2 separate regions of the Homo sapiens genome follow, and region 2 is linked to region 1. A link is a contact called in ENCODE Hi-C or POLR2A ChIA-PET data. All regions are on one chromosome and are shown on one strand. Each heading gives the region's core, a stretch centred on a gene start or an enhancer-like site at or near the end of the contact. The rest is flanking DNA. Distances are from core to core; before and after follow the strand shown.

Evidence for each region. A loop is a pair of places that touch in the nucleus more often than their neighbours do. ChIA-PET counts read pairs that join two places held with the same protein, here RNA polymerase II (POLR2A).
Region 2: a loop to region 1 is called in a map of gastrocnemius medialis, with 2.9 times the contacts of the local background. The contact joins the promoter of LINC01816 here to the enhancer-like site in region 1. A Hi-C loop is called at or near these places in 1 of 168 maps with a recorded cell type or tissue (gastrocnemius medialis). POLR2A ChIA-PET finds 5 or more read pairs at or near these places in 3 of 52 experiments (GM10248, RWPE1 and naive thymus-derived CD8-positive, alpha-beta T cell).

The regions. Positions count from the first base shown.
Region 1 is chr2:69,579,436-69,586,247 of GRCh38, forward strand. All of the region lies in intron 2 of AAK1 (AP2 associated kinase 1), which reads right to left. Among named protein-coding and RNA genes, the nearest start is that of AAK1, 61 kb to the right of the region's middle. RefSeq lists a silencer at 3,382-3,676. Within about 2 kb of position 3,541, at least 12 of the 41 ENCODE cell types and tissues checked have a DNase peak (open chromatin) inside an H3K27ac peak, as active enhancers do; they include gastrocnemius medialis, where a contact is called at or near this core.
Region 2 is chr2:70,121,699-70,128,510 of GRCh38, forward strand. LINC01816 (long intergenic non-protein coding RNA 1816) reads right to left here and starts at 3,618. Exons shown (of 2, transcript NR_024444.1): 1 at 3,348-3,618; 2 at 2,338-2,727. RefSeq lists enhancers at 1,301-2,106, 2,107-2,912 and a silencer at 3,239-3,533.

The DNA.
Region 1 (6,812 bases), core at 2,291-4,790:
GGGTGTGGTGGTGCATGCCTAGAGACCCAACTACTCAGGAGACTGAGGTGGGAGGATTGCTTGGGCCCGGGAGGTGGAGGTTGAAGTGAGCTGAGAAGCTGAGACTGTGCCACTGCACTCCAGCCTCAATGACAGAGCCAGACCATGTCTAAAATAAAGAATTTTAAAAACTACTCTTTCCTTTGGGCTTCCAAAGAAAAGGACATGACATGCTCAGTATTTCCCCTACATCTCTGTCCACTTCTTGATCTCCTTTAGAGTTGTTCGTCTTCCTCCTGTTCCTTAATTGCCAGTGTTTCCTCAGCGTTCAGTCCTGAGTCATCTCTGTTCACCCTATAAATGCGCCCTGGTTGATTTCACCCATTAGGCATTTAAACATCCTTTAATTACATTCATAATATTGACAACTATCTCCAGAGGTCCAGACCCATATATTTGACTTTCTCAATTAAGCTGATAAACATTTCCACTTGTAATTTTCACAGGCACCCCAAACTCAACATGTTTAAAACTGAAATCAAACCCCAGGTGTCCCCTCCACACATACCTCCCAAGCCTCCCTTTCTGTGTTCCCCAATGCTGTGACCACCATCTACCCCATTTCCTGTCTTCAGAAACTCCCTCTCCCCAATATCCAACTAACAACCAAATCTTGATGATTTGTCTCCATCTCTTTCAAGTCTGCTAACTTCTGCCCATACTAACAGCCACTGGCTTATTTCAGATCCTCCTCATTTTTCTCCTAGACTACTAGAATTTCTTAGTGTACTCTCAGAACAGAAACCTTTGGTGGGGGTCTGTGCAACTCAATGATCCACCTTTCTCTGGACATCCCCTCTCCTCCACCCATTATGTTTGTACTAAAGAATACCCTTTCCCCATCCTTGCCAGACTTCATGGGACCATCATGGACATCTGATCCACACCAGGCAACTCAGATTCTTTCCTGGAAAAGTGGAATTTGGTATAAGTATGTGCAGACAACTTAAACTACAGCAAGTGAAAAGTGGGAGCTGCACGGAAACCATATGGTGCCATAGGAATATTAAACAGAGAAAGTCTATCTGCATTAAAAAAGAAGACCAAAGCAGAAGCAGAAAAAAAGCAGAGATGAGAGAGAGAGAAACACTCCTGGTGGCCTTTTTCTTCTAATTTCAGACTCTTGGCGAGGGTCAGTAGCACTTTTGCTCCAGGTTCCGTTAGAAACACCCACCAACTTGTCTTTTTCACATTTCCCTTTTTATTTCAGCTCGTTTAAGTAGATAACTGTTAATGTGCCCACAGAGTGTCTTGGTTAATACATTTGAATCCACTCACTTCTTCTCACTTGATCTCAGCTCTCCTATCTATAAAACCAAAAGACTGAATTACATGAACTCTATGAAGGCTTTAATGCACTACATTCTTTGAGCAGAGTATGTGTGCTTTTTCTATATTCAGTCTAATGCGCAAAATGATGGTCACCACCAGCCCAAGGACAGTCATATGCATATTTAGGGTTGCATTTTGTTACAAGTTTTTAAACTATGCAAGTTTACAAGCAAATTAATAAAAATGATCTTTTTTTTTTTATAGAAGTACATGTAAGTAACACATGCTTTACATATTAGATATTTAATAAGTAGCTTATGAATTTATCTAGAGCCTGCTGAGAGGACAAAAGGTTTTGTTTTTTAATTTTATTTATTTATTTATTGAGACGGAATCTCACTCTGTCTCCCAGGCTGGAGTGCAGTGGCACGATCTCGGCTCACTGCAACCTCCGCCTCCCGGGTTCAAGCAATTCTCCTGCCTCAGCCTCCTGAGTAGCTGGGATTACAGGCACACGCCACCACACCCAGCTAATTTTTGTATTTTCAGTAGAGATGGGGTTTCACCACGTTGGCTCCTGACCTCATGATCCACCCACCTCAGCCTCCCAAAGTGCTGGAATTACAGGAGTGAGCCACTGCGCCCAGCTGGTTTTGTTTTTTTAAAAACAGTGCACTACAATCAGTGTGGCATTGTAGAGTGAATGTATTTTTTTCTGCAATAATATAAGGATGACTAGTGAAAAGTATTCTCTAAATACGTTTGAAAATGGCCCATTTGAAAATGGACTGGCCCACCTGCCGAGTGTCAAATGAGATTGCTAAATTGCAGAGCAACGTTTTAATTCAGGGCTTCAAAAAAGGGAGTAATTTAAAAATGTACATTTATGATAACAGGTTGAAAATTGACGCAAAACACTTTCTTTAGGTTAAAAATAGATCTTTTTTGGGCTGGGCATGGTGGTTCATGCCTATAATCCCAGCACTTTGGGAGGCTGAAGTGGGAAGATCACTTGAGCCCAGGAATTTGAGACCGGCCTGGGCAACACAGCGAGACCCAGTCTCTACAAAATAATTTTTTAAAAACTTAGCCAGGCATGGTGGTGCGCATCTGTGGTCCTAGCTACTCAAGAGGCTGTGGTGGGAGAATTGCTTGAGCCCAGGTGGTTGAAGCTGCAGTGAGCCATGATTGCGTCACTGCATTCCAGCCTGGGTGACAGAGTGCCCTGTCTTTAAAAAAAAAAAAGTGCATTTTTGAAGATAAATCAGTGTCGTGTGAAAAATATTTTTTTAAAGACAAATTTTGGCTTTTGCATTTTGTAAAATTCATAAGCTACTTATTAAGTACCTAATTTACAAAATATGTATTACATCACTGATAAAGTACTTAGTAAATAAATAGCTAAATGCTGATAGAGTCTGATTCAGCAAGCCTGAGTGGGGCCCTGGATCTATTTTTTACAAAAGCCTCACAGACAACACAGATCATCTGCCAGTTTGGGGAACCACTGTCCCAGGATCAGGACATATTTCAGATCTCTTTGAAATAAGAAGTAGAAACTGCAGTATACTGAGAACACTTAGAATAGAATCAGAGTATCTCTATACATGAAAAACCTCCGTGTGTGCGTGTGTGTGCACGTGTGTGTGTGCGTGTGTGTGCGCGTGTGTGTGCGTGCACACATGCACAAGACTAAATTAAATAAACCCTACCAGTGGTTTCGGGGTGGGAGAGGTGGTGAGGAAGTTTGCCCACGCTGGCTCTTTTGGTCTGGGGAAGGAAGCTAATGACTTTGCAAATTCCTGTCCCCTAAAAAGACCTGCTACTGGGGGGTGAGGGCGGAACATCATAACCCACATTCTAAATGGCTATTCAATATTCTACAGAGAAACCTCTTGCCAGCTGTCTGCTCAAGCTAAAAGTTTGAATGTTAAAAAAATCAAGTGAAAGACACAAGGTTAGTCCACACTCCACAAACAGTGTCCAACAAGAAGTGGTGGTCAAAAGGAAGAGAAGAGACAGACTCAGATGTGGAAATAAAATTTTCTGTTCCAAAGTCATTGCAAACTTACAGAAAGAATGCTGATGTCTAGCATCTCAAAACTCTTCCCTGGAGCTCTGAGGACTCTGTTGCTGGAAGTTAAGACACCAGTGAGAGCCCCATATTACCCCTACAGGGTTATATCTGTTGACTGTGCAGTTACACCCACCGTGATCATATGTAACTGCCACAGCCACAGAACTCCTGGCAGCAATTCAAATAAAACTCCACGTGAGAGATACCAAAAGGCAACAGAAAGAACCATCAGGAGTCAGGAGGCCTAGTTGTGGTCCAAGTTCCACAAATAACAAGCTATGACCTTGAGCAAGTCACTATACTTCACTGGCCCTCAGTTTCCTTATTTATAAAGTGAAAGTGAGGGACATAAACATCTCTCACCTTTGGAGCTGGACATTTGCCACATTTTGGTGATTCTTCAGGGATATGAAATACACCAAATAACCTCCGAAATTCTATACAGGGATTTGAATTACTAATTCTTTAAAAGACAACATTGCTTTCACACTGGAGTGTGGTGGTGAGCAGAGGATGGAAGTAAATTAAAAGAAGCTCCCTGACAGGTGGGAAGTAGAGGCAGGAATTAGGGAAGCATTACTTCCTTGGGGATATTCACTCTTTATGCTCCAATCACTCTGATCTCCCTAATATAGGCACATTTTTGAAACCTGAAGGCAAAGAGATTTTCTGTTAAAGATTCTCTGAAAGAGTGTTCAGGAAGTTTAATAATTTCCTTGAAAGTCACTCCTTGTATGTCTACTGTACAAGCAGTACAAGCAGTGTGTCCACATCCTCCTGGGTCTCGGCTTCATGGCTGAAAGTCCAAAGAGCCCGTTCAGCATTAGAGCTATACCCTTAGTGGGTCCAAAGACTCACTCTCTTCACCTGCCACTTTCTTGATATGTGTACAATTTTTTCATCTGATTCTTGGCCCTGAGTCCCTTTAGAGGCAACTCACTAGGTGCCATGAGCATTGTGGTTTGTGTTTCTATTCTAAGTTGACTTCGTTCCACTTTTTCAAGTTTCTGGATATTTTTTCAAGCTACGGATCTTCATCCACAGCACAAAATGTCCACTTAAAAAAATAAAGTGGATTTCTCACTCTTTCCCCTGAATGGAAAAAAAATGTCTTAGTTGTCTCTCCAGGTAAACCTGGGGTATCAGCCATGTTCTGATAGCCAGCTTCACCTGACCACCCTTCCCTAATAAGGAACCTCTTTTACAGAATAATTAACCTTCTACACTGCTCTCCAAGCTAATGGGGAACATCTGCTTAGGAGCCCTCCATGGCTGCTTCATCTCCCTCCCCGCAAAACCCACCCGCCTCCTTCAAGAAAGGCCCTAATGATTCTGGTATAGTTACCTTCTCTCCCTACCCCCTTTAACAATCTAGCATCTTCCTTAAAAAACACAATCAGGGAATCCTAACCAGGCAGGCGTGACTCCTAAGCAGATGGCAGGCCTCATAATTAGGTCATTACATAATACCTCTTCTCTAACTAGCTTCTCTCCACCTCATTCCGAGACTCTGGGTTGATGAGCTTTACACTGTGGTTACTTTAATTATAATTCGCTCTTGGGAACTTGGTAATACCATGTTTTGATAAAAGAAAAGAAATGGGGTAAGAGTATAAGAAAGTCAGAGTCAGAAGGTTGCTTTCAGCTTCAGTTTTGAATAGTCCAGACTTGTAGGGGTAACTTTTTCTCTTGGTGCCTTGGTTTCCCAACTTGTTTCAAGTTGGGAACTTGCCTCAAGCCAATCCCCAGTTGCACTGGTTCTAATACAGGACTCAAGCTAAACGTTACATCACATGACATGATTTCTAAGGGACACTACGTCACATTTAGGTGTCAGGTCAGGCTCTTGGTGACACACCATTGAACTAGATTGCACAAGGTGGTATCCTCACGCACACAGGCAGCGACTGGTCTCAGTAAGATCCCAGGTCAGCATCAAGTCTTTGAACTCCCTCAACCTTCAACCCCAGGCACTCAGAGACCTCGATTACTCACCAGGAAATCTAAAGCCTTCCACCTCACTTCCAGTGCAGCATCCCCACTCTGGTCTCCCTCCTTCTCCTAGAGCTTTCCACACTCTAAAAATCACTGTTCCCTTTGCCCAACAACTACACTGCCTTTCTTACCAATCTGTTTTTAGGGATCCTGGGTCTCATACCCATCTCATATCTGTATGAATAGTCTACAGTGAAGAAAAGTCATCTACATACATGTTCCCATTTCCTCATCACAATAAACCCAAATTATCATTTTGTAGATTCAAAAACTGAGGTCCAGATAAGTGTTATCCAAAAAAACTACATAAAAATTCAAGCTTTAATCGAGGATTATAAGAAGAGACTATTCTATGAAAAGGAGAGATCTATAATCTCCAATTGGCATAACATATAAGAGATATTCTTTTTTAAATTAATTTTTTGTAGAGATGGGGTCTCACTTTGTTGCCCAGGCTGGTTTCAAATCCCTGGCTTCAAGCAATCCTCCTGGCCCGGCCTCCCAAAGTATTGGGACTACAGGTGTGAGCCACTGCGCCCAGCCAGGAGATATTCTTAAGCTAGAGGTCCATGTCCCCACACCACCCCAACTCCCCAAGGACCTCTGGTTAACATTTATGCTTCGGCACTGAGTTTTCCAAGTTCTGACCCTGGACTGGGACAGTAGTTATGTTGGCCCCTGGTTCCAATGGGCTGGCCTAGGAGCTTGGTGCCTGTCATCACTGCAATTCTCAGACTCCAATACCTAACGCTACCCTCCTCTCCAGAGTCCTGTCCAAAGTCCTGTATCTCTCCTGCATCGTTAAAGGCAGCCTTGAGTTCTAAAACCTACTGAAAAATACCAGAAACCAAATTTAAGAATCACTTACCCAAAAAGTATGTTTGGACTAGATCAAAAGTTTTACATATGATGTGGCATATGGTACTAGGAAAAGAGGATGACCTTTCAGTCAGTAGTTTCCAGGGTTTGATTTCTAGCAATGAAACTTGTTTACATAAACTTGAGAAAGTTACTTAACTTCTTTAAGCCTCAGTTATTATCCATATTTTACAGATGTGGAAACTTTCTCCCCCAAAGCTATTGAAAAGCACTAAAGAAAAAAATATACAAAAATTGGCCTAGCACAGTGCTGGGCAAACAACTCTTCCCTCCACCTTCCCTCTGGCACCACCCTCTGCCTGATTGGTGCGGAGTGCTCCCTGCCCTCCGCACGTCACTGCCCCAAGGGGTCTGGGAAAAACTCCGAAAAATATGCAGTCTACAAGAACACTGTGAGATGAACCGGAGGATTATGAACTCATTAAAAAGAATAGCAAAGAGATCAGGGTGACCACCAGTGGGGCAGGTTTTGTCTAAGCACTGCATTTCTAAAATAATCATTATGCAGCTTTTTCAGGCCTTTTCCAGGTGAGATGCTTAAAAATGAACT
Region 2 (6,812 bases), core at 2,368-4,867, 540 kb after region 1:
CGCTCGGCTAATTTTTGTATTTTTAAAAGTAGAGACAGGGATTTGCCATGTTGGCCAGGCTGCTCTTGAATTCCTGACCTCAAGTGATCTGCCCCCCTCGGCCTCCCAAAGTGCTGGGATTAGGCGTGAGCCACTGCACCTGGCTAGAGCTTAGTTCTCTAGTGTTGGTAGTTGGAGCCTGCTTTTTTGGAGGAGGTCTTTCCTATAAACCCACTCTGGAAACAGTGTCAAAGCAGGAAGTGAGAGGTTATGTTTGAGGTCCACAGTCCGGCTGGAAGAAGTGGTAGACAGAGGACCTTAGATTGTCAGGCCATTGGGCCACAGAATCAGGGCCTGGATCTGGGACAGTCCTTGGTCTCCCCTGAGGCTCTAGGCTCCTGGTTCACCTGTTCTGAATCCCTGTCTCTTGGGAGGCAGGGAGTGAGCTATTTGTGTAAGACTAAGGCCTTAGAATATGTCCCACGTTCTCTGGCATCAGACACCCCACTCAGGGGCCAAACAGAAAGCTGTGAAGGGTGGTGAGAAAAGTCTCTTCTTACACCTCCTCTCCACCACTATTTAGTACCTTGCTTTTTTAGCTTTCATGTTATATTATGACTGGTTTCCCATGTCATTAAATATTCTTCAGAAATTTAACTTTGATGATAACATATTATTCCCATTACCCATAACTTCATCATCCTCCAACTGTTCAAAAGTTAGATTATTTCTAGCTTTTACTATTACAGTATATTTAACATCACCTGGTAATTGATCTAAAAGGAATAATTAGGAATCAGTCCCCAAATTTGGAGATGGCAACCAAGAAGTCTTTTTCATTTTCCACAGTTTTCCCACATTTTTGTTTTTTTTTTCAAGAGATGCTCTGCAACTCAGGCTGCAGTGCAGTGGGATGATCATAATTCACTGTAACCTCAAATTCCTGGGCTCAGGCTCCCAAATAGCTAGGATTAATGGCGCATGCCACCATGCCAGGCTAATTTTATTTTTGTAGAGACGGGAGTCTTGCTATGTTGCCCAGGCTGGTTTTGAACTCCTGGGCTCAAGTGATCCTCTCGCCTCGACCTCCCTAAGTGCTAAGTGTTGGGTTTATAGAGATGAGCCACCATGCCTTCTTTTCTTTTTTTTTTTTAATTCTGTTTTGCAAAGAATATCCCTCTTGCCAGCATCTGAATAATATCTATCTTTACTATTATTTATGTGTGTAAATAGCTTTACAGTTCACAAAGCATTTTCTTATATAATGTCTCATCTAATCAACACAGCAACACTATGAAATAAGTTACTATTTCCATTTTACATTTGGGGAAATTAAGCTCAGAAAGGCCATGTGACATGTTCAAGATAACACATTTAGTGTCAGAGCTGGGACGTGGACCCGGGTCTTGGGACTCCCGAAACCATATCCTTTACCGTGGGCAAAGTGCTATGCTGAGGTCTTACCACACACATAGATGGCACTGGAAGAAGGGCAAGTATGGAACAGCACCCCAGGCAGAGTGGGCGATGCCACTGGTAAGATACAGAGAAAGTACTACACACAGTGGCGTTGCAAGGACAGAGCAGTTCCTCCCACAAAGGGCATGCAGTAGGCTTTGGGAAGAAACGTGGCCAAGTCGGGTCTTCAAAGGTGAATAGGATCTAGATATTCAGAATAAGAGGGCTTTCCACAGGCTCAGTGAATGGGAAAGGAAAGTGTGGCTGATTGGGGAAAGCGCTAGCACAGGGAGCAAGAGATGGGGCGTGGCTGGGGAGGAATGGAATTGTAATTCTAGCCTCACAAAGGCTAGAGCCAGCAGGGCCTTGGGATCATGTGGGGAGGAAACCAGAGATGTGTGGAACAATTTGCTGAAGGCAGAACCAGGCAGGGAAAGGGCAGGGTCAGGTTCGTACCCTTGCCTCTGGCCACCAGGGCCAATGCTCCTTCCCTGCAGTAAACCCGATTAATCTCCTCAAACTCAGGTGCCATTTCCTTGGAATAGTATTTACCGCGGGGCGCGGTGGCTCACGCCTGTAATCTCACGCTTTGGGAGGCTGAGGTGAGAGGATCCCTTGAGCCTAGGGGTTCGAGACCAGCCTGGGCAACATAGCGAGACCCTGTGGTTAAAAAAAAATTAAAATTAGCCAATAGTGGTGGCACGCGCCTGTAGTACCAGCTTCTTGGGAAGCTGAGGCAGGAGGATCACCTGTGCCCAGAGAGGGCGAGGCTGCAGTGAGCCATCATCGTGCCACTGTACTCCAGCCTGGGCGACAGTTCGAGACCTTTTCTCAAAAAAAGAAAAAAAAAAGTTGTTCAAGTTGTGTAGTGCACGGGAGGAAAGAAGTATGACAATAACATAGGACAGCAGCCGGCTCTTTTTTTCATCAGGATGTGGAGAGTGGGCGCCTTGGGAAGACGAAATTGAGTATGTGCGGGGGAGGGGTCATATGAAACAAGGTCGGGAAGGGGGCGGGGAGAGCTGGGGCTCTGGAGGAGCTTGGGGCTCGCGCTGCGGGGGAGGAAGCGCCTTCCGCGGTCGCTGGGGGGAAGTGGTTAGGAGGAAGCACGGGCAGTGGAGGGGACTGCTGGAGGGTCCCATCTGGGAAAGCAGGCACGGATGCGGGGACATTTCCGCCCGTCACCCTGGCAAAGCGCTCGCAGGGCTGGAGGGACAGAGTTCTCAGATCCAAGTAGAGAAAACCGGGAACGGTTCCGGCTCTGGGGACTGACATTCATCGCGGCAGTTTCTGGTGGCAAAACAGAGGAAACAAAGGAATGATGAAATGAACTGAGCTGCCTTCATGCCCCGGATGAATGTTCAGCCATTAGAAAAGAGTGAATCCCAGCTGGGATTTGGGGTTCCACGGTGTACTAGAAAAGCAAAACAAAGAGAAGCGCCTACTAGATGCCATCTTGGAAAACAAAAGCAAACGTGTGTGTGTGTGTGTGTGTGTGTGTGTGTGATGTTACATGGGCATGGGGAAATTACGGAAGTAAATACTAATGCTTGTGGCCGGGCGCGTGGCTGACGCCTGTAATCCCAGCACTTTGGGAGGCCGAGGCGGACGGATCACGAGGTCAGGAGATCGAGACCACGGTGAAACCCCGTCTCTACTAAAAATACAAAAAGTTAGCCGGGCGTAGTGACGGGCGCCTGTAGTCCCAGCTACACGGGAGGCTAAGGCAGGAGAATGGCGTGAACCCGGGAGGCGGAGCTTGCAGTGAGCCGAGATCGCGCCACTGCACTCCAGCCTGGGTGACAGAGCGAGACGCCGTCTCAAAAAAAAAAAAAAAAATACTAATGCTTGTGTAAATTGGGATGGTGGAAAATGAGGAAGAGGGCGGCAGGGGAATCCTTAGTACTTACAGAGAAAACGGAGCAAGTGTACAAGCACGCCAACCCCCCCGGTGCCCAAGCTCGGCGCTCACGCGGCTAGGATGACGCCCGTGGGACGCCCCAGGGGCCCTGCTCGCAGCCACTCTGCTCAGGGTCATTTATAGTCTCTCCGTTCTTTGTTAAATAAAGACGGTGAGACACGGACGGGCTGGAGCCGGCAGGGGTAGTGGAGGGCAGAGGGGACGGGTCGGGGCGCCCCTCGCTCCTGCCACGCTGCCGCCGCCCCAGACAAAGACAGCTGCGTACGGCGGGAGCGCAGGGGCGCCTGCGCGCAGGGCCTAAATCGCCTGTCCCGTCTCCCCCTGACGCCCACACACCCAAGCGGCAGCCCACTCCCCTTCTACCCCGCAGCCATTTGCTTCCCACCCCTTGATTTTCTTTTTTCTTTTCCCCTCCCCTCAGCATCCCCCCAACCTCCTCTGATACACTTTGGCTAATTGTCTAATGAATTTACCTATTCTAGGTATTTCGTATAAGTGGAATCATATAATATTCGTCCTTCTGTGTCGGCTTATTTTGCTTAGTACAAGGTTTTTTATTTTTTATTTTTTTTTCTTTGAGACACGGTCTCGTTCTGTCGCCCAGGCTGGGGCACAGTGGCGCTCAGCTCACTGCAACCTCCACCTCCGGGTTTCAAGTGATCCTCCCACCTCAGCCTCCCAAATAGCTGGGACTACAGGTGCGCTGCCACCACTGCCTAGCTAATTTTTGTATTTTTGGTAGAGACCAGGTTTCGCCATGTTGCCCACGCTGGTCTCCAGCTCCTTAGCTCAAACGATCCTCCTGCCACAGCCTCCCAAAGTGCTGTAATTACAGGCGTGTGAGCCACCATGCCCGGCCACTTAGCATAATCTTTTCAAGGTTCATCCCTGCTGCAGCACGTATGAGAACTTCATTTCTTTTATTGTATTTGTGGTAATATGTACACAACATAAAGCTTATTTTAATCAATTTTTAAGTGTACAGTTTAGTGGCACTAAATAGTCACGTGGTTGTGCACTCACCACCATCATCCATCTCTAGAACTCTTCCATCATCCTAAACTGAAACTCTGTACCCGTGAAACAACTCCCTCATTCCCCTCTACCCAGCTCCTGGCAACCACCATTCTACTTTCTGTCCCTGTGCACTTGGGAGCATCACCTTTCTGGGACATCTGCAACGGTTCTCTGGAGGATTGTCTCCCCTTTTTTAAAAATTTATTTTCTTTTCTTTCTTTCTTTTTTTTTTTTGGTAGAGAAGGGGTTTCACTTCATTGCCCAGGCTGGTGTCCAACTTCTGGGCTCAAGGAATCTGCCTGCCTTGGCTTCCCAAAGTGTTGGGATTACAAGCATGAGCCACTGTGCCCCGCCTGTGGTCTCATTTTGGAGGGCAAGAGGGATAGAGATAGCCATAACCTGGAGAATATTGAGATGTGGACAACAAGGATGACAAAATTTGGTCCTATGAGAAATCATCTGTGAGGAAGAGTGGAGAGAACTGAGCTTGTTCAAGACAGTGAGGTCCTGGGATGATCTCAATTCATGTAAGAAAACCAGGAAGCAAGGAGGTTTCAGTTTATCAACAGATTTAAAAGGCGCAAGCCTTTTGATATAACTAGAGAAGAGAAGACTCAGGTGATCACACAGACTGTCTTCACCCAAGTGAAGGATGATTATGTAGGAAAGTGGATAGAAGATGCTGTCAACAGAAATGTAAACAGAATCATGTTAACAATTTTTCAGTAGGCACTTTTTTTTTTTTTTTTGAGATGGAGTCTTGCTCTGTTGCCCAGGCTGGTGTGCAGTGGTGCGATCTTGGCTCACTGCAGCCTCCTGGGTTCAAGCGATTCTCCTGCCTCAGCCTTCCGGGTGGCTGGGATTACAGGCATGCCATCATGCCCGGCTAATTTTTGTATTTTTAGTAGAGACAGAGTTTCACCTTGTTGGTCAGGATGGTCTCAAAACTCTTGACCTCAGGTGATCTGCCTGCCTCAGCCTCCCAAAGTGCTGAGATTACAGGCGTAAGCCATCACACCTGGCCAATTTTTAAATTAATAATGAGAGGCTGGGCATGGTGGCACACACCTGTGATTCCAGCTACTCAGAAGGCTGAGGTGGGAGGATCGTTTGAGCCCAGGAAGTTGAGGCTGCAGTGAGCTGTGTTCACACTAGTGCACTCCAGCCTGGGTGACAAAGCAAGACCCTGTTGAAAAAAAAATTTTTTAATAATGAGATATCTGACATTCTTTTTTTTACACTTGGTCTCTGAAATCAGGCTGGCTACATGTGAAGTGCTCTATAGCTACCTGCGGTCACTGTATTGGACAGTGCAGGGTTGGAAACTGGACTTAGGAGTCAGGGCTGGGTTCAAGCCCCACATTCCATCCCTTACTAGGCTGGGTAACTAGGCACATTACTTAGCCTCTCCTATTTCTGTTTCTTCATCTACAAAATGAAACTAAAAATAGTACCTACTTTATAGGGTAATTTTGTGGATTAATGGCACATGAAGCATATGGTGCATGTTCAGTAAATGTTGGCGATTATTAGCAGTAAATTTGGTGGTTATTGAATTAGTGACATTGCAGTATCACTGTTAGGGTGACCTCCATTCCCATCAGATGATGTGGCTTGAAGCTATTCCAAACGGGCAAGGTTAAAAAACAATAGGCAAACTGGGAAAACCTATTTGCAACACACATGAAAACAAAATGTTGTTATTCTTGCTATGTAGGAAGTGCTTGCAAATAAATAAGAAAATGAATACCAATGGAAAATTCAAAAGAAACAAACATCTGAAGTGATTTTTTTTAAAGACCCACTTTAAATAAGTTCAACTCTCCTTGGAATCAGACATAAAAATAAACAAAAGACATTTTTTGTTGTTGTTGAGTAACAGATCAACAGCCAGAATTTGGTGGCACCTAATATTGAAGAAGGTGTGGGGAGATACCTTCTCTTTTTAAATAAAGATTTCCTGAAGTTTCCATTGTTATATCTGACCACAGACTATCCAGAGAAACAAGCTGAGTTCTTGCTTCAAGGAGGAACTAGCCAGAGAGCCTTTTCTACCCACTTTTTCCCTTGTCCAGATAAAGCTAAACAGCCAACAAACCCCTCCTAGCAAGTTGACTTTTTTCTTGTCATGTGTGCAGACTCTGCACATTAGCTTTGCTAATAGTCCTTTACCACAGGTGTTGACATTTCACGTGGCTTGAAATAGCCCCCAGCATTGTTCTACATTTGGACAGGGCTGACATACTTAAGCCACAATACCCCCAGAATATTATTAGGCTTCTGGCTACCTCCTTCAGGAATGTTTTATCTGCCAGCAGGATTGGCTACATAATTTTTGGGGCCCAGGGGAAAATGAAAATATGGGCCCCTTTCTCATAAAAGGATGAAAAAAGCCCTTTCATTTTTTCTACAGTCTCTCTCTCAACCTGTCATGATG